Regions from separate parts of the Homo sapiens genome. Here region 1 is linked to region 2. The links are chromatin loops, found by intact Hi-C in ENCODE. Cell type or tissue: mammary epithelial cell. All regions are shown on one strand. Links, peaks and the distances in the headings refer to the core of each region. The heading gives the core; the rest is flanking DNA. Region 1 overlaps SLC9A1 (solute carrier family 9 member A1). Region 2 overlaps LOC101928391 (a long non-coding RNA gene).

The links. Hi-C counts contacts between places; a loop is a spot of excess contacts. Peaks named below come from ENCODE experiments on the same cell type or tissue, not always from the same donor. Only the 100,000 strongest peaks of a DNase experiment are listed, where the experiment ranks them.
Region 1: a loop joins it to region 2, with 13 times the contacts of the local background. A loop is called at or near these places in 105 of 110 quality-filtered maps.

What each region holds. Positions count from the first base shown.
Region 1 is chr1:27,092,835-27,101,968 of GRCh38, reverse strand. SLC9A1 (solute carrier family 9 member A1) reads left to right here. Exons shown (of 12, transcript NM_003047.5): 10 at 143-244; 11 at 694-766; 12 at 1,325-3,160. The coding sequence ends at 1,662. Among named protein-coding and RNA genes, the nearest start is that of SLC9A1, 58 kb to the left of the region's middle. RefSeq lists an enhancer at 1-146. In mammary epithelial cell, for the core only: a CTCF peak has its summit at 4,382 (motif pointing right); DNase peaks (open chromatin) are centred at 2,238, 3,318 and 4,378; H3K27ac peaks cover 1,995 bases.
Region 2 is chr1:27,041,053-27,050,186 of GRCh38, reverse strand. LOC101928391 (a long non-coding RNA gene) reads right to left here. Exons shown (of 8, transcript XR_007065559.1): 4 at 5,168-5,293; 5 at 4,872-4,969. Among named protein-coding and RNA genes, the nearest start is that of TENT5B, 33 kb to the right of the region's middle. RefSeq lists enhancers at 1-551, 3,383-3,883, 7,361-7,913. In mammary epithelial cell, for the core only: CTCF peaks have their summits at 4,089 (motif pointing left) and 5,482 (motif pointing left); DNase peaks (open chromatin) are centred at 3,776 and 5,456.

The DNA.
Region 1 (9,134 bases), core at 296-8,295, 52 kb before region 2:
AGCCCCTCTCTACGGCAGCCCTGCCCTGCCCGTGCCCCTCGGCACCCACCCCAGGACTGGCCCGGCCTCCAGCACTGCCCCCACCCCTCCATGAGCAGAGCCTTCCGGGGCCCGCACTGCCCTGACGCTGTCCCTCCCACAGCTGCGGTCCTACAACAGACACACGCTGGTGGCAGACCCCTACGAGGAAGCCTGGAACCAGATGCTGCTCCGGAGGCAGAAGGCCCGGCAGCTGGAGCAGAAGGTAGCCTCTGCCTTCCTCTGGGAATCTGTATCCCACCCCACTCGCCCAAGCTCCGCCACAGCCTCTAAGGAAATGTACCCATTCTAGGAACAGGGTTTGGCTTTCGAGGGGCTTTTAGCAGTGTAAGGGCATGGAGAGCCATGAGTTCTAAGCAAGGGATTGGCGTGGGGTTGTGGGGCATGGCCTGGGTTAGGGCAGTGGCAGGGGACAGAGGAATGGGTGGATTTAAGGCTGAGCAGTGTAGGTGTATTCAGGGAGGCTGTGACAGGAGCCTGGGATGAGCCCTTAGGAGCTCCTGAGGGGCCAGTACGGGTGCCCACACAGGCACAAGGGAGGGGGAGCAAGCGCCCTGCATATACGAAAGGTGGGGTGTGCACTGGCCGGGTTCTGTCCTGAGGGGCTCCCTCTGCCCAGCTGCCTGTGCTCACCCCGTCTGTCCTCTCTGTCAGATCAACAACTACCTGACGGTGCCAGCCCACAAGCTGGACTCACCCACCATGTCTCGGGCCCGCATCGGCTCAGGTAAGGGCCTGGCGAGGGGCCTCAGGACTGGGCACTCTGAGCTGCCACCTCCTGAGGATGGGGCTCCACAGGAACAGTCCTCAGCCACTGGGAGGACAGGCCTGGCCCTCGCTGACCTCAGGATCCCCTCCCAAGCCATGAGCTGCTTCTACGTCAGGGGCCATCCCTAGGGAGAGAGACGTTCCGGGCGAGGACTGTGTGGGGAGCTGGGAGAGCCACGGTGCCTGGCAGGAAGGCAGGGTATCTGCCCCATCGAGACCCCCAACACGTGTGGGGAACGTGAGGGCAGGGCCCCAGGGCAGACTGACTCAGGGAGGAGCCCCAGGCCTTGGCCTGTGGAGGGACACCTCTGGGAGCCCCTGTCAAAGGAGAGGGCCACAGTCTGAGGAAGAGAAGCTGTGGGGTGGAAGGTCGCAGAGGCCTGCTTCTGAGGCCTGTTGGGACCGGGACGGCTGTGCTCATGAGAAGGCCTGAAGGAGGCACTGACGCGGCCGAGTGGCACGTGCTGGGCCGGGCTCCAGAGCGGAACCCAGCTTGTGCCTTGCTCTTGGTCCCCAGACCCACTGGCCTATGAGCCGAAGGAGGACCTGCCTGTCATCACCATCGACCCGGCTTCCCCGCAGTCACCCGAGTCTGTGGACCTGGTGAATGAAGAGCTGAAGGGCAAAGTCTTAGGGTTGAGCCGGGATCCTGCAAAGGTGGCTGAGGAGGACGAGGACGACGATGGGGGCATCATGATGCGGAGCAAGGAGACTTCGTCCCCAGGAACCGACGATGTCTTCACCCCCGCGCCCAGTGACAGCCCCAGCTCCCAGAGGATACAGCGCTGCCTCAGTGACCCAGGCCCACACCCTGAGCCTGGGGAGGGAGAACCGTTCTTCCCCAAGGGGCAGTAACACCAGGGCCAGCAGGCAGCGCCTGTCCCCTCACAGACTCTTCCACCAGAGCAGGGGCTGCTGGGGGCTCCCCTTGCCCTTCCTGACCCGGATTGGCCCTGCCCCTCCCCCTACCGCATGGCAGCTGGGCCCACAGCCCCCACCCCAGCACAGCTCCTCCCCTGCCGCCTCCCGGGAAGCATCCTCCCCACCAGAGCTGCCTCCCCAATCCATTTGGCAGAACTGCTGGGGCTGGTGAGGCCGGCCCTGCCCCTCCCTAGATCCAGGCTTCTCCCGGACCTGGACTAGGGCCTCGGAGGCTCCTCCCTCTGCCTCATCCTCCTCCTCATTCAGACCAATCTTAGTTTCTAACCAAAGAGTCTCTGGCTCAGCTGTGGTCCCACCCAGGAAGGGAGGGAGCTGAGGCCTCCCTTGAGTAGGCCCTGCTTTATCAGGGGACAAACCAGGGGTACCAGGCACATGGCTGGGGGAGGGACTGCTGACCCACCAAGGTCTCACACTCCTCCTGCCAGCTCTGTCACCCTGGCCACCACCCAACCTGTCCTTACTCAGAGCTGCGGGCTGAGGGCATCTCTGAGTGTCTCTGCCTGGAGCAGGGGTGGTTTCTACGGTGACAGTGACGTGACTCAGAGCTTTTCGAACTGTGCTCCCACGGGGACCACTGGGCCCCTCAGGGGAAGCTGCTAGGGGAAGGACTGGCCGTGGCTCCAGAATGTGCTGCCTTTTTAAGTTTTGTTTGTTCACACTCCTATATATGATTGTTTGCACAGAGGGCGCTCCTGTTTTTAAAACATTTTGAAAACCCCTGGCTGAACAGTGCTCTGCCTCTAACTCCCTCCTCACACTCCAGAATTACCCTTCCTCATCTGTGCCTGTCTGTCCAACCCCTCCCCCACGTCTCTCTGCCTGCTGGGCTCTTAACTGTTGCTCGAAGACTGTGACATCAGAAGTAACTCCCACTCCTAATCAAGAGTCTCTCCAGCCTCACAGATGCTGGCCTCTTGGCACCTGCCTAGCTCTTGGGCCTGACCTCCAGTCCTGCTGGCCTGCTCTTACTTCCCCCACCCTGGGTTTGGCCCCTGGAACCTTTCCCTTGTGTGTACCACACCCTGCCTGCTGTGGAGCCCATTGTGGAGGCGGTGGGGGGGAGAAGGCCTCCCCTGAGGATCCCCTGTCCCCTGGGGCTGGTGGATTGGGCAGAATCCTGGGCCCCCAGAGACCTTTGCCCACACACACTCCTTCCCCTTGTCCCTGGGGCACTCCCCCAGGATTGTGCAATAGTCAGAGTGTCCCTTTTTGCAGGGGACTGGGCCATGGGTCCTCGGCCCATCTGTCCATCCTCCTCTCCATGCAAGTGCTGTTTGGGCAGGAGTCACCATGCAAGGGTGACATCGACAACCACGTACCAAGCCACCGCAGCTGCTGCCACTCTGCTGCCTGTACAGAAGAAACTGAATCTTTTTCATATTCTAATAAATCAATGTGAGTTTTTAATAGAGTCAAGGGCTGCTTTCTGGGGACGAGGGTCTTTAGGAGGGAGGGTGGCCTGAGGGCGTGAAGTACTTAGTTCAAAGGCTGGCACAGAAACACTTCATGGCTGTCAGCTGCTGGGGTGGTTGTTCCCACATGCCAGGCACTGAGATACCACAATGAGCTAAGCAGGACGTGCCCTGCCCCGCGGGGGAGAGCGGCACTAACCAGTGCCCAGTGTTTGTGCAAGAGGTGAAAAAGAGGCAGAGGGGAGGGAGGGACGGCGAGGAGGACCCTCCTGAGTCCCGAGTGAGTGAGATCCCAGGAGGGGACTGAAGAAGGAGCCAAGGCTTCCGGGTGGAAAAGGACCCAGAAAGTTCCCAAACATTGTAACTGGGAGCTGTGCCCACGAACACTGGGACCTGAGAAAAGGCCGGGTGGCTGGGTCAGAGTGACAGGGGAGGCAAGGATGGGGCCGCGTGCTCCATGGTTAAGATTTTGCTCTTAACCGTGGGAAGACCAAAAGGGCAGTGGGAAGTCACTGAAGCCCTCAAGTTCTCACCTGTAAAGTGGGGACAGTGACCCCTGCATGAGATAAGCTCAGGTGTGTACAAACTGAGCCTCCCTAATCAGAAAACCCAACACAACGCCATGAATGGAGAATGCACACCTGACCTCATGAGACAGTCAAAACTTTGCTGCATGTGCAATATTTAAAATATATAAAATTGGGCCGGGCGCGGTGGCTCATGCCTGTAATCCCAGCACTTTGGGAGGCCAAGCTGGGCGGATCACCTGAGGTCAGGAGTTCAAGACCAGCCTGGCCAACATGGCAAAACCCCATCTCTACTAAAAATACAAAAATTAGCTGGGCATGGTGATGTATGCATGTAATCCCAGCTACTCGGGAGGTTGAGGCAGGAGAATCACTTGAACCCAGGAGGTGAAGGTTGCAGTGAGCTGAGATGGAACCACTGCACTCCAGCCTGGGTGACAGAGCAAGACTCTGTCTCAAAAAAAATAAAATATGTAACATTAATTTCAGGCTATGGGTAGAAACTGTATATGAAACATAAATGAATTTCGTGTTTAGACTTGGATTCTATCCCCAAGATATCTCATTATGTATGTGCAAATATTCCAAAATCTGAAACACTTCTGCTTTCAAGCATTTGGGGTAAGGATTGCTCAATCCCTAATGGGCTCGGTTCAGCAGAGGTTGGAGCCCTGAGGTGCATTTCCTGGATCCAACCACCAGAGGGCAGTGGGGCCTTGGCGCGCACCCCTGGCACCCTTCGAACCTGGGCTGTCCAGGAAAGCATCTCCTTTGCCCAGTCTGGGACCTGAGTGTGGAGCTGGTTTAACTCACAAAATCTGAAGCGGTTAGTGCCAAGAGGATTACAGGGTTATTATCAAAGGATTATTCCTGTATCCATCGGTTCCCTAGCAGGAAATGGATGTTACAGCCATCCCTCCATATTTTCCGGGGATTGGTTCCAGGACCCACATGGAAACCAAAATCCTTTCATGCTCAAGTTCCTGATGTAAAATGGTGTAGTGCTGTTGGCCCTTCATGGATTCTGCATCCATGGATTCAACCAACTGCAAATTGAGAATATTTGGGGAAAAAATTCAAATAATAAAGTGTAACAACTATTTACATAGTATTTACATTGTAATCTAGAGATGATTTAACGTATATGGGAGAATGGCTGGGCACAATGGTTCATGCCTGTAATACCAGCACTTTGGGAGGCCGAGGCGGGCGGATCATTTGGGGACAGGAGTTTGAGACCAGCCTGACCAACATGGTGAAACCCCGTCTCTACTAAAAATAAAAAAAATAGCTGGGTGTGGTGGTGCATGCTTGTAGTCCCAGCTACTAGGGAGGCTGAGGCAGGAGAATCACTTGAATCTGGGAGGTGGACTTTCCAGTGAGCCGAGATCGCGCCACTACACTCCAGCCTGGATGACAAAAAAAAGTATATAGGAGAATGTATGTAGGTTATAGCCAAATACTACATTATTTTATATAAGGGACTTGAGCTTCCTTGGATTTTGGTACCTGGGAGGGTCCTGGAACCAATCCCCCATGGACACCAAGAGATGGATGCATTTGCGTATAACCAACACTCATGTTCCCATATACTTTAAATCATCCATAGACTACCTATAATACCTAATACAATGTAAATTCTGTGTAAGTAGTTGTCAGCTGGGTACGGTGGCTCACTCCTATAATCTCGGCACTTTGGGAGGCGGAGATGGGCGGATCACTTGAGCCTAGGAATTCAAGACCAGCCTGTGCAACATGGTGAAACCCCACCTCTACAAAAAAGACAAAAATTGGCCAGGCATGGTGGTGCACTGGTCCCAGCTACTTGGGAGGCTGAGGTGGGAGGATTGCTTGAGCCCAGGAGGTCGAGGCTGCAGTGAGCCATGTTCACGCCACTGCACTCCAGCCTGGGCAACAAAGCAAGACCCTGTCTAAAAAAAAAAAAAAAGTTGTTATACGGGTTTTAAAGTTGTATTTTTATTGTATTGTTATTTTTTGTTTACTCATTTTTATGTTTTCAATTTGTGCTAGGTTGAATCTGAGGCTGCAGAACCCGAGGGTACAGAGGCCGACTGTGTATTTAAAGGGGTACCAAGAGCCTTCCACTAAGGGATTAATTAGAGATGTGGGCGGGGTTGTGGGAACCTACCAGGGATGGGACCCAGCAGGGCTCACACTACAGGAAGCCATTACAACCCATAGACCTGAAAGGGCAAGAGGAGGGAGCTCTCATCATGGGAGGGGACTGCCCAGCTAGAACTGTGGCCATGCTTAGAACACCCCCTGCCAGAGAGGGAGCCGGGGAGGTTGGGGGTGGACAGCTTTCATCCTGATGGTGCCTCCCACTGGCGAGTCCCAACTGAAAGCCTGAAGAGAAGGCAGCCAGAGTAGGTCAGCCCTTCATCGAATGGGGAGTGTGGATGTGGAAGGGAAACAGGAGATCCAAGCAGGGCTATTCCTTTTACCCCTCAGCACCCACTCTTGTCCTTTGGGTGAAAAACTCATGTCCCTATTGCTTAATGGTTGCAGAATTTCTGTTTGGGATGATGAAAAAGTTTGGGAAATAGGTTGTGGTGATGATTGTACAACATTGTGAATGTACTAGATACCACTGAAGTGTTTGCTTTAAAATGGTTAGTTTTATGTTATGTGAATTTCATCTTCTTTTTTTTTTAATGGAAGGAACAATCTCATCAACACCATCAACCTTGTCAGATTCACCCTGGTCTTGTCATACTCACCTGGAGCAACAGGGCTTTTTTTTTTTTTGAGACGGAGTCTCGCTCTGTTGCCCAGGCTGGAGGGCAGTGGCGCAATCTCGGCTCACTGCAAGCTCCACCTCCCGGGTTCATGCCATTCTCCTGCCTCAGCCTCCCAAGTAGCTGGGACTACAGGTGCCCGCCACCATACCTGGCTAACTTTTTGTGTTTTTAGTAGAGACGGGGTTTCACCGTGTTAGCTGTGTTAGGATGATCTCGATCTCCTGACCTCGTGATCTGCCCGCCTCGGCCTCCCAAAGTGCTGGGATTACAGGCGTGAGCCACCATGCAACCGGCCTCTTTAAATAAGACAACGGGGCATGCAAATAACAGAAAATTGCTACAGCCCCCACTTTGGCAGCTGGTCACCAGGCCCAAGTTAGCAATCACAGCATCCTTCCTCCACCCCCACTTTCCTCTAACCATGTGCCAGCACTGTGGCTGACTGGGGTTTTTATAGGTGGGGTGTCCTAAACCTTTACTCCTGTGCAATGCAGCCTCTTCTGGTCTTATGTTTGTTGGATTGTCACATTTCCCCTTCACTGTCAATACTGGAAGGGGGACTGGGGGGACTGAGGCACCTGGTGAATCCCCTCTTTTCTGTCATTGTCTTCTGCCCTCCCCACATTGTGTAGCAGGAACTTATTTTCCTTCTGGCAATCCTAGCTGATCACCCTGTCAGGTACAGAACAGTTGACCCTCTTCTCCGCCTTTTAGTTAAGCAACATACAGACCTCAAAATGACCAGGGGAGAACACTCTACTTCCAATTCTTTTCTTTTCTTTTTTTTTTTTTGAGACAAGAATCTCGCTGTGTCACCCAGGCTGGAGTGCAGTGGCACGATCTTGGCTCACTGCAACCTCTGCCTCCTGGGTTCAAGTGATTGTCGTGCCCCAGCCTCCCGAGTAGCTGGGATTACAGGCCTGCACCACCATGCCCGACTAACTTTTGTATTGTTAGTAGGGACGGAGTTTCACCATGTTGGCCAGGCTGGTCTTAAACTCCTGAGCTCAAGTGACCCACCCACCTCGGCCTCCCGAAATGCTGGGATTACAGGCGTGAGCCACCGCGCTCAGCCTCTACTTCCAGTTCTAAAGGAGTCATATCCACATTCCCTGGAGGGAGTGTTCCTCTTTTGAGCATAAAGCTCACCCACTGAACACAAAATTTAGGGCACAGGAAGCCAAAACTCTTCCAGTGGGTAATTGGGAATAGTGGTGAGAAAAGCTACTCCCATATCCATCCCTTGGTCCCTGGGCCTGTGTATTTTGGCTGTCAAAGAGGTAGGACCGTATATTAGCCATTGATTTCAAGCGTGTGCTGCTTCCTACCCATCAACAGCTCAGCTGCGGGGGTTGTCTCCCACCTGGCGCCGTAACTCTATTCTGCCCAGTCAGCTTCTTCTGGTTGCAGGGCCTGTTTTAAGACCAGTGTGTTCTGGGCCGGGCACAGTGTCTCATGCCTGTAATCCCAGCACTTTGGGAGGTCGAGGTGGGCAGATCACTTGAAGTCAGGAGTTCGAGACCAGCCTGGCCAACATGGTGAAACCCTGTTTCTACCAAAAATACAAAAATTAGCCAGGCGTGGTGGCAGACACCTATAATCCCAGCTACTCAGGAGGCTGAGGCAGGAGAATTGCTGGAATCAGGGAGCGGGAGGTGGCAGTGAGCTGAGATCATGCCACTGCACTCCAGCCTGGGCGACAGAGTGAGACTCCGGGAAAAAAAAAAAAAAGGAAAGAAAGGAAAGGAAAGGAAAGGAAGGGAAGGGAGGGGAGGGGAGGGGAAGGAAAGGGAAAGACTGCTCTCTTCATGACAGGGGGTCGGTGTAGTCAATCTGCCAGTGGGTGACTAGCTTGCCCCCTTAAGTGAGTCTCACCATTTTTGGTCTCAGGAGTCTTTTACACTCTTAGAAACTTAGGATCTTTGAGGATCCCAGTGGGTTTTTTTTTAATGTGAGTTATATCTATCAGTTTTACTGAATTAGAAATTAAAACTTTATTAATCAATTTAAAACTAATAAACCCATTCCATGTTAACATAAGATTTTTAATGAAAAATAACTTTTTCAAAACAAAATTTGTTAGAATAGCATTTGACATTTTGGCAGGTCTCCAGAGCTGGCTTAATAGAAGACAGCAACATTCTCAAATCTTCAGCATTTGATCTGTTGTATGCTTGCTATGTAGCCCATGGGAAATTCCACTCTACACTCAATGACAGTGAAGAGGGCAAATAATGTCTTAGTATTAATATGAAAATAGATTTGACCTCACAGAACTCCTGCAAGGGTCTTGGGGACCCCCAGCGAATGGTGCCATGTAGGAAACTCAGCTTGGTCTTTGCTGTTGGACAGCTTGGCACTCAACGATGCCATTGCCGTGTCAGATCTGGTGAGGGAAATGTGTTGAGTCTATGTGTATTAGTTTTCTGTGGCTGCTGTAACAAATTATCACAAGCTTTGTAGCTTGAAACACTATTTTCTGACAGCTCTAAAAGAAGTCTGAAATGCATTTCCCTGGACTAAAATCAAGGTGTCAGCAAGTCTGCCCTCCTTTCTGGAGGCTCTAAAGAGACTCTTGTCTGCCCTTGCCAGTTTCTAGATGCCCCCTACCATCTTGAAAGCCAGCAACATCTGGTTGGGTGTTTCTCACATCACATCACTCTGCCTGACTCTTCCAGATTTAA
Region 2 (9,134 bases), core at 757-8,756:
ACGGCTGCTAACATTCCTGGCCCTCTCAGGTGCACCCTGCTTCATCAGCATAACAGCCAAATTAAATCCACAGTTCCTCTGATATTCAGAATACTAGTGTTGTAGGAGTTATTAAGAAATTATTTTAGGCAGATAGAGAGGAAAAGGAGTCCTTGGAAAGTTTTTGTTTTTTAAAGCATCTCCAGAAAAGCCTTTAATATGCAAATGCAGGTCATTAGAAACTGGGTCCACCCAACATGGCAATTCCTGCAGCCTTCTTGCTCTTGCCCCACATGTTCCTGGCAACATGGCTGCCCCCACATATCCCCACGTGTGTAAAACATCCTGGCACCCTGCATTTGCATATTAAAAGGCTAGGGTGGGAGGGCCAGCTTTTTTGCGGGCTAAGTGAATGACAGGCCTGGTCAAACCAATCCCCTGAGCCCCATGCAAATCAGACACCGCCTCCTCCAGCCTCTGTATATATACCTGGCTGGTTTGCACCCCACTTGGGGTTCCCTCTCTCAGCTTTGGAGTCCTCCTCTCTCTGTCTCTGTATGGGGGAGCTTCTTCTTTCTGCCTTCTCCCTTCTTGCCTATTAAACTCTCCACTCCTTAAAACAACTCTACATGTGTCTGTGTCGTTTTATCTAAACCAGCATGAGAACCAAGGACCCTGGTGTTCCTCCAATCATCAGAGCCATATCACCAGGATTTCTGAGTGCCCTTCCTATTGGTGGTAGAAGGTCCAACTTTTCTTCTCCTGAGGGAAGTCCAAGGATCCCAGAGTGTCTGACAGTCTAAACGAGGCCATCCTGATCCGTTTTTCCCAGCAAAGGAAGAAACCAAAAAATCTCATCTAGACCTCTGAGGGCCTCAGCCTTCCCCAAACCAGAAATTCCAGCAGTTTCTCACAGTACATCTGAGGAAATGAAATACTGCCTTTACAAAACCCCCAGGGACCCATCCTGATGGAATAACTTTGGGATATTGTTGTGGTTGGACTATTTGTCTCCACCAAAACTCATGTTGAAATACTTTTTTCTTTTATATATGTGTGTGTGTATATATATACATATATGTGTGTGTATATATACATATATGTGTGTATATACATATGTGTGTGTGTGTGTGTGTGTGTGTGTGTATATATATATATTTTTTTTTTTTTTTTTTTTTTTTTTTGAGATGGAGTCTCGCTCTGTCGCCCAGGCTGGAGTGCAGTGGTGTGATCTCGGCTCACTGCAAGCTCCACCTCCTGGGTTCACACCATTCTCCTACCTCAGCCTCCCGAGGAGCTGGGACTACAGGCACCTGCCACCACGCCCGGCTAATTTTTTTGTATATTTAGTAGAGAAGGGGTTTCACCGTGTTAGCCAGGATGGTCTCGATCTCCTGACCTCATGATCCGCCCGCCTCAGCCTCCCAGAGTGCTGGGATTACAGGTGTGAGCCACCGCGCCCAGCTCTTTTATATATTTGAGACAGGACCTCGCTCTGTTGCATAGGCTGGAGTGCAGTGGCACAGTCATGGCTCACTGCAGCGTCAACCTCCCTGGGCTCAGGCAATCTTCCCACCTCAGCCCCTGGAGTAGCTAGGACTACACGTGCATACCACCATGCCTGGCTAATTTTTTTATATTTTGTCAAGATGGGGTTTCACCATGTTGCCCAGACTGGTCTGGAACTCCTGGGCTCAAGCAATCAGCCCACCTTGGCCTCTCAAAGTGCTGGGATTGCAGGCATGAGCCAGTGCACCCAGCCTATGCCGAAATGTAATCCCCAGTGTGGCCATATTGAGAGGTAGGACCTCTAAGAGGTGATTGGATCATGAAGGCTCTGCCCTCATGAATGGATTAATCTCGTGGGTTAATGGATTAATGAGTTAATTGGTGATTATAGGAGTGGGACTGAGGACTTTATAAGAAGAGGAAGGGACACTGAGGGACACCACTCAGCCCCCTCACCATGCGACGTCATGCCCTCCCACAGGAGTCTGCAGAGAGCTCCCACCAGCAAGAAGACTCCCACCAGATGTGGCCCCTCGACCTTGGACTTCCCAGCCTCCAGAACTTTAAAAATACATTCATTTCCTTTAGAAATTACCCAGTTTCAGTATTCTGTTGTAAGCAACAGAAAACAAACTAAGACAGATGTCTGAATCTGTCAGAGCAGAGAAGTCCAGGCCCCAGCACAAGCTGTCATCCTGGAAGCTATCAGACCACATGCTTCCCAGGAAAGGAAGGGAGATGCAAGGTCGTGCAAACTGCAGGAAGCCCGCTGGCCTGTCCGGGCCCTGGGGGTCTGGTGCTGCTTCTCCCCTACCTGCCTTCAAATTTACCCCACCATCCACTTCATTCCCAGCAGATCTCACTGCCTATAGGCCTCAGGTGGCCAGAGACCAGGGACCTTTCTGCTCAGGATCTGCTTCCCAAGGACTCCTACTCTTTTCTCTGATTCTCCTTTTAGGGAATCCCTGAGACGCAGGAGCACTGTGGTGACTTCTTTCCTGCTGCTGTCACAGTCACGGGGCAGAGGGCAGAGACCCTAACCTAGAAGAGGAAGGTTTTCTCCCTGATGCCCCACAATTGTGCACCCAGCATACAGGGAAGAGCCAAGGAGCCAGGGAAACACTGCCCAGCCAGCACCCAGTGGGACAGATGTGTGCCCTGGCCCCGGTGCAGACCTCACTACCATGATGGCCTGCACACCCTGCCTGCCCACCTCCTTCCCCTTGGCCTGCTGCCCCTACCCCAGGGCAGGGTCTCAGCTGAGGAGGGAGCTGTGGTCACCCCAGCACTCCTTGCCTGCTGAGTTGGGATGGGACTGTGCTTGTAGTTATTCCCACTACATTCTGGAGAACTTTCCAGGCCCTTGGGAAGCGCATAGGAGGTGCTTCTTATGCTGCAGTCCTCCATGAATGTGAGTTTATGGGAAGGCCAGGGAAACAGTGAGGCCTGGGGACAGCTCTTCAGCCATCCTCTGGCCTGAGTAAAGCCGAGTATAGCAAAGAGATACAGCCTTCCCCGACGACCAGGACAGACCCAGAGGAGCAGTAGCCACTTTCTCACCTGTAAAATGGGAATGAAGCCGGAAGCGGTGGCTCACACCTGTAATCCCAGCACATTGGGAGGCTGAGGCAGGCGTATCACCTGAGGTCAGGAGTTCGAGACCAGCCTGGCCAGCATGGTGAAACTCCGTCTCTACTAAAAATACAAAAATTAGCTGGGCGTGGTGGTGTGCACCTGTAATTCCAGCTACTCGGGAGGCTGAGGCATGAGAATCACTTGCATCCAGGAGGCAGAGGTTGCAGTGAGCCGAGATCGCACCCCTGCACTCCAGCCTGGGTGACGGAATAAGATTTTGTCTCAAGAAAAAAAAGGGGGGGGAGGAATGAGAGCTTGAAAGGAGAGAAAGAAGTAAAGCTTTTTATTCATCCTCTGCTGAGGTGCCTTTTCCAGGTTTCCAGGGGGGTGTGGATACACCCAAAGGCAGGGCAGGGGTGGGGGGGGGGGCAGCATGGGATGGGGCCCTGAGATGGCAGAATTCATCCTCAAAGGTGAGTGAGGCCTTGCTCCTTCTGGGAGCAGCAAAGCCGGACAAGCAGAGACAAGGGCTGCTTCTTGGACACAAAGAATTCCTGGAGAGCCTCAGGAATACGACTTGGGGCCTGGACACTTTGTCAAATCAAAGATTGATTGAATCAGTGAATGGCTGAATTTATGGCTGGAGATGAGCTCACTTGGAAGCAGCCCTGTGATCATGAGAAAACTTGACCCAAAAGAGGGGGAATGGCCCGGCGCGGTGACTCACGCCTGTGATCCCTGCACTTTGGGAGGCCGAGGCGGGTGAATCACTTGAGCCCAGGGGTTCAAGACCAGCTTGGGCAACATAGCGAGACCACGTCTCAAAAAACTAAACAACAACAACCAAAAAAAAAAAGAAGGAAGGAGGAGGAGAAGAAGGATAAGGAGAAGGAGGAGAAGAAGAAGGTGGGGAGGGGGTGGGGAGAAAGGGTCCCGTGAAATCCTGAAGTCAGGAAACCTGACTCCTGCGGGGCCGCAAGGGTCAAAGAATTCCCCACGTGCGGCTGAGATTTTTGCCTCAGCGCCACCTGCTGGCGGTTACTGACCCTGGCTGCAGCTAGAAGTTACCGCCTGAATGGGGAAGATTTTGCAAAGAGGAGGACCAAGCTCTAAGATGGCCTGCCTGCTCAGCAATGGCTGCTACCTGATTCATCCTGATCCTTCCAGGAGTCGGCCAAGAAAATATATCAAAGCCTGGGAAAAGGCAAGAGATTTCTGGGTGTGTTCCTTTCAGAGGAGTGCCGGGTGTTGGCTGTGACCCTCTAGTGATGATCTGATTCTTTAGGGGTGTGTGCTTGTGTGCTTTTGATTGTCTTTGATTGGCTTTATAGCTCTGTAGGGATAGAGGCAATCTGAGGAAAACAGATCACAAAGCAAATGATTCCTGCTCATAACCGTGCAAAGGAATTTTGTCCAGTAGAGAATATAAATACCCGTAAGTCAAATTCTCAGTTGAACTTATTTTAACATCTTGCTGATTCCATGTCAATTAATAAGTCAAAGAAAATCTTTGACACATGTTCATTTTAATTTGTATGGGAGTCATGATATTGCCTCTTTGAAAGTTATCCTGGAGCAGGTCCTTTGCGCATAAGAAATCTACAAAGTCTCTCACACATTTCCTCCCTTCCCTCCCACAACCGGTTCAGGTGAGACCAACAACTGCATCCTCTGGGTCCCCAGACCCAGCCTCACCCTCCAGACTGCCAGCTCCCAAGGGCAGGGGCCAAGTCTGATCCTTGCTGGAACTGCGGCGCTCTTGTAGATGCTGTTGAATGAGTCTATGGATATATTTAGATATAACTCACCTTATTACTTATTACTTATCCATTACTGGCGATGGAGCACCAATGGGAAAGGCAATGCATGCACGTGGCCGAACGCTTCTGAGCCTCAGTTTCTGCATCTGCAAAATGAGGATAACGGGTTCGGCCTACAGATGGAGAAGTCTTAAGCCAATCCTGCCTGTTTTCCATTTATCTCTTTTGGTTTCTATTCCTACCTCCTATCCCACCCCCAGGATGCTAAGAACAGGAACCAGGTCATTTCCTCTGGCTCCCCACCCTGCAAGGCCCACAGGAAGTGTTCCGTTAAGTCCTCCTACCTGGTTCATGAATGACAAGGGGAGGAGGGGTTGGTTTAAGAAGCCTGGGCGTGGAGGGAGAGGTGCCTGCTCAGCGGGAGACTCGGGCTCCAGTGCTGGAGGGAAAGGGGTACGTACAGGGAACCCCTAGGAGACAAACCGAAGGGAGAGGCTGAAGTGGCTGGACTTTAAGCAAATCTAGTGCCAAGCCCCACTCCATCCAAGCTTGAGGAGCCTACCTGCTTCTCTGGCCCTTTTTCCCCGCAAACAGCTTCCTCTGCTAAGAAGCGCCGCTGAGTCCCTCATAACTGGGATTCAGGCGCCATCTCGTGGCCATTCCTGGAACTGCCAAGGCTGAGGGGAGCCCTGACGTCCCAGGATAGAGGAAACCAGGCCAACACTTCTCCAACTTTCTGGACCTCCATCCTCCTCATCTCCATCTTCTCCTTTCCATTTATTGAGCACTGACTATGCCAGCCTCTGTGCTCAGCCCTTTACAGGCCCTTAGCACATTTATTTCTTGAATAGCCTTAAAAGGAAGTTATATTTAAGGTATGCTTATTATCATTTTACAGCTGGGCGCAGTGGCTCACACCTGTAATCCCAGCACTTTGGGAGACCCAGGCAGGCGGATCACCTGAGGTCAGTAGTTCGAGACCAGCCTGGCCAACATGGTGAAATCCCGTCTCTACTAAAAATACAAAAATTAGCCGAACGTGGTGGTGGATGCCTGTAATCCCGGCTACTCTGGAGGCTGAGGCAGGAGAATCGCTTGAACCAGGCGGCGGAGGTTGCGGTGGGCCAAGATTATGCCAGTGCTCTCCAGCATGGGCGACAGAGCGAGACTACGTCTCAAAAAAAAAATCCAGATGTGGTGGCTCACGCCTGTAATCCCAGAACTTTGGGAGGCTGAGGCAGGAGGATCACCTGTAGTCAGCAATTCAAGACCAGCCTGGTCAACATGGTGAAACCCCGTCTCTACTGAAAATACAAAAAATTAGCCGGTCATGGTGGCGGGTACCTGTAATCCAGCTACTCAGGAGGCTGAGGCAGGAGAATCACTTGAACTTGGGAGGCGGAGATGGCAGTGAGCTAAGATTGCGCCATTGCACTCCAGCCTTGGCAACAAGAGCAAGATGCTGTCTCAAAAAAAAAAAAAATTTTACAGATGAAGAAACTGAGGCACAGAGAGATGAAAGAGTTTTCCCAAAGGCACGCAGCTAGGAATTGGACCAGAATAGCTTTTCTCTGGAAAGGAGAGTGACAGTGACGCAGCTGGTCCTGCCCCTCAACAGTCATTTGGGCCTGGAGCCCTTCAGCTCTAATTCAAATATGGTTTGGGACTGGGCACAGTGGCTCACACCTGTAATCCCAGCACTTTGGGAGACCAAGGTGGGTGGATCACTTGAGGTCGGAGTTCGAGACCAGCCTGGCCAACACAATGAAACCCTGTCTCTACTAAAAATACAAAAATTAGCCGAGCGTGGTGGCGGGCGCCTGCAATCCCAGCTGCTCGGGAAGCTGAGACAGGAGAATCACTTGAACTGAACCTGAGAGGCAGAGGTTGCAGTGAGCTGAGATAGCGCTACTGTACTCTAGCCTGGGCAACAAAGCAAGACTCTGTCTCAAAAATAAATAAATAAATAAATAACGTAAAAATACAAAAAATTAGCCAGGCATGGTGGCAGACCCCTGTAATCCCAGCTCACAAGCGTGAGCCACTGCATCCGGCCAGTCTCCTGTAATTCCATCTCAGTTCCTGTTAATGCCCTTCACAGCCCCTATCACTGTTTATATGGCCTGATTTACTTAAGTGTCTGTCTCCCACCCAAGACTGTGGGCTTCCCGAGAGCAGGGACCTTGTCTGTTTTCTTCACTGCCATGTCCCCAGAGCAAAACATGGATTCCAGAATACAAAATAGGAGCTCAATAAACATCTGTGAGTAACTGATACATAGATTAATTAATGGAAGATTAACCAAAGACTTGTCCCTGCCCTGTGTCTCAAAAAAAGACACTGTCTCAAAAAAAAAAAAGCCAGAGAGGGTGCCGAGTGTGGGGAGATAACACGAGGCAGAGGCCAGGTGGAGGAAGGTCTCTTGCCCACTGGTATGCCCAAATGAGGATGTAACATGTAGTAACAAAGGGACACAATGGGAGGAACGCAGGAGCTGCTCGCCAGGCCACTGTGCGCTTGCATCTCATTACCCAGCCACACCTCCCACTGTGCACTATGAATTCATATTTTCTATAAATCCTCTAATTATCTTGTGAATAATAGCACAATTACATGGCATTGCATTGTGTGTGTGTTTTTAAAAAGTTCGTTTGTTAAACATAAACCTTTAAAATGCATGATGTTTTCCGCAGCCTTTTTATTTTTTAATTTAATAACACTGGAAGCCTTAAAATTGGAAGCAGCAGGGGCTTTTCCTTTTTTTTTTTTTTTTTTTTGAATCGGAGTTTCTCTCTTGTCACCCAGGCTCGGGTGCAACGGCGCAAACTTGGCTCACTGCAACCTCTGCCTCCCAAGGTTCAAGAAATTCTCCTGCCTCTGCTTCTGAGTAGCTGGGATTACAGGTGCCCACCACCACGCCGGGCCAATATTTGTGTTTTTAGTAGAGACGGGATTTCACCCTGTTGGCCAGGCTGGTCTCAAACTCCTGACCTCAGATGATCCACCCGCCTCGGCCTCCCAAAGTGTTGGGATTACAGGCGTGAGCCACCCATGCCCGGCCTGCAACAGGGGCTTTTCTTGACCTTCAAGAGGTTGGTCCTGGGGTAGTCTACACGCACAGTCACACTCACACAGCCACCCACCCTCACACTCACTTGCCCATGGTGCCCAGCCAGAGGGCAGAGACCTGTTCCCCTGCCACCACAGGGTGACCTTGGGCAGGTCACTGCAGCGTCTTCACTACCTGGGCTCCACCTCACTCAGCCCTTTTACACAGAACATGTTTACATGTTTTACAAAAAACATTCCCATCCTCGTGGACCTTCATTACAAAACAGTCAGAGATGTGTGTGTCCATTTTACAGACAGGTAAAATGAGGCTCTGAGAGGTGCCTGCTCAAAGCTGCTGGGGAGAGCACAGGGACTCCAGAGAAGACAAGATGGGGACGGGTGGCCTGGCATGGTGGCTCATGCCTGTAATCCCAGCACTTTAGGAGGCTGAGGCGGGCGATCACTTGAGATCAAGAGTTCGAGACCAGCCTGGCCAACATGGTGAAACCCCATCTCTACTAAAAATACACAAATTAGCCAGGTGTGGTGGTGGGCAACTGTAGTCCCATCTACTCTGGAGGCTGAGGCAAAAGAATTGTTTGAACCCAAGAGGCGGAGGTTGCAGTGAACTGAGGTCACACCACTGCACTCCAGCCTGTGTGACAGAGCAAGACTCCATCTCAAAAAAAAAAAAAAAAAAAAAGATGGGGATGAAGAGATTGAAAGGTTTAAAGGTGACCAGAGGGGCAGGAGAGTGTCAACATGAACGCTTGGGTGGGCTATGACCTTCGATAGACCTATGTTTGAATCCCAGCCCCACCATTCATTTATCTTGGGTAAATTACTGAAGCTCCCTGAGCCCCAGTTTCCAAATCTTTACAGTGGGAATAATGATAGCATCACCCCAAGATCCTCTCGTGCAGGTTCAATGAGGCAGTATGGGTGAAATAGCTGCTGTTATTTTCAGACTTACCAAGCTTGTGACCCTGGAGTGTAGGGTGAGGTGCGGTGGGGAAGAGGCCACTCAGGGTACAGCCTGCCCAGCCACAGGCTGGGGAGACTCCTGCTGTGTTGCTGCCTCTGCCTGCTAGACAGTAGTTATTTTACAATTACTATCGTCCATCCTTTCCCATCACTCCTGCTTTAGAGTTTACAGAGTGCTTTCATTCATTCATCCCTCCATTCACTCATTCAGCTTTTACAGAGTGCCTCTTATGTAAGCCAGGCATGGTGCCGGGCTTCCAGTATATCCTGGTGAAC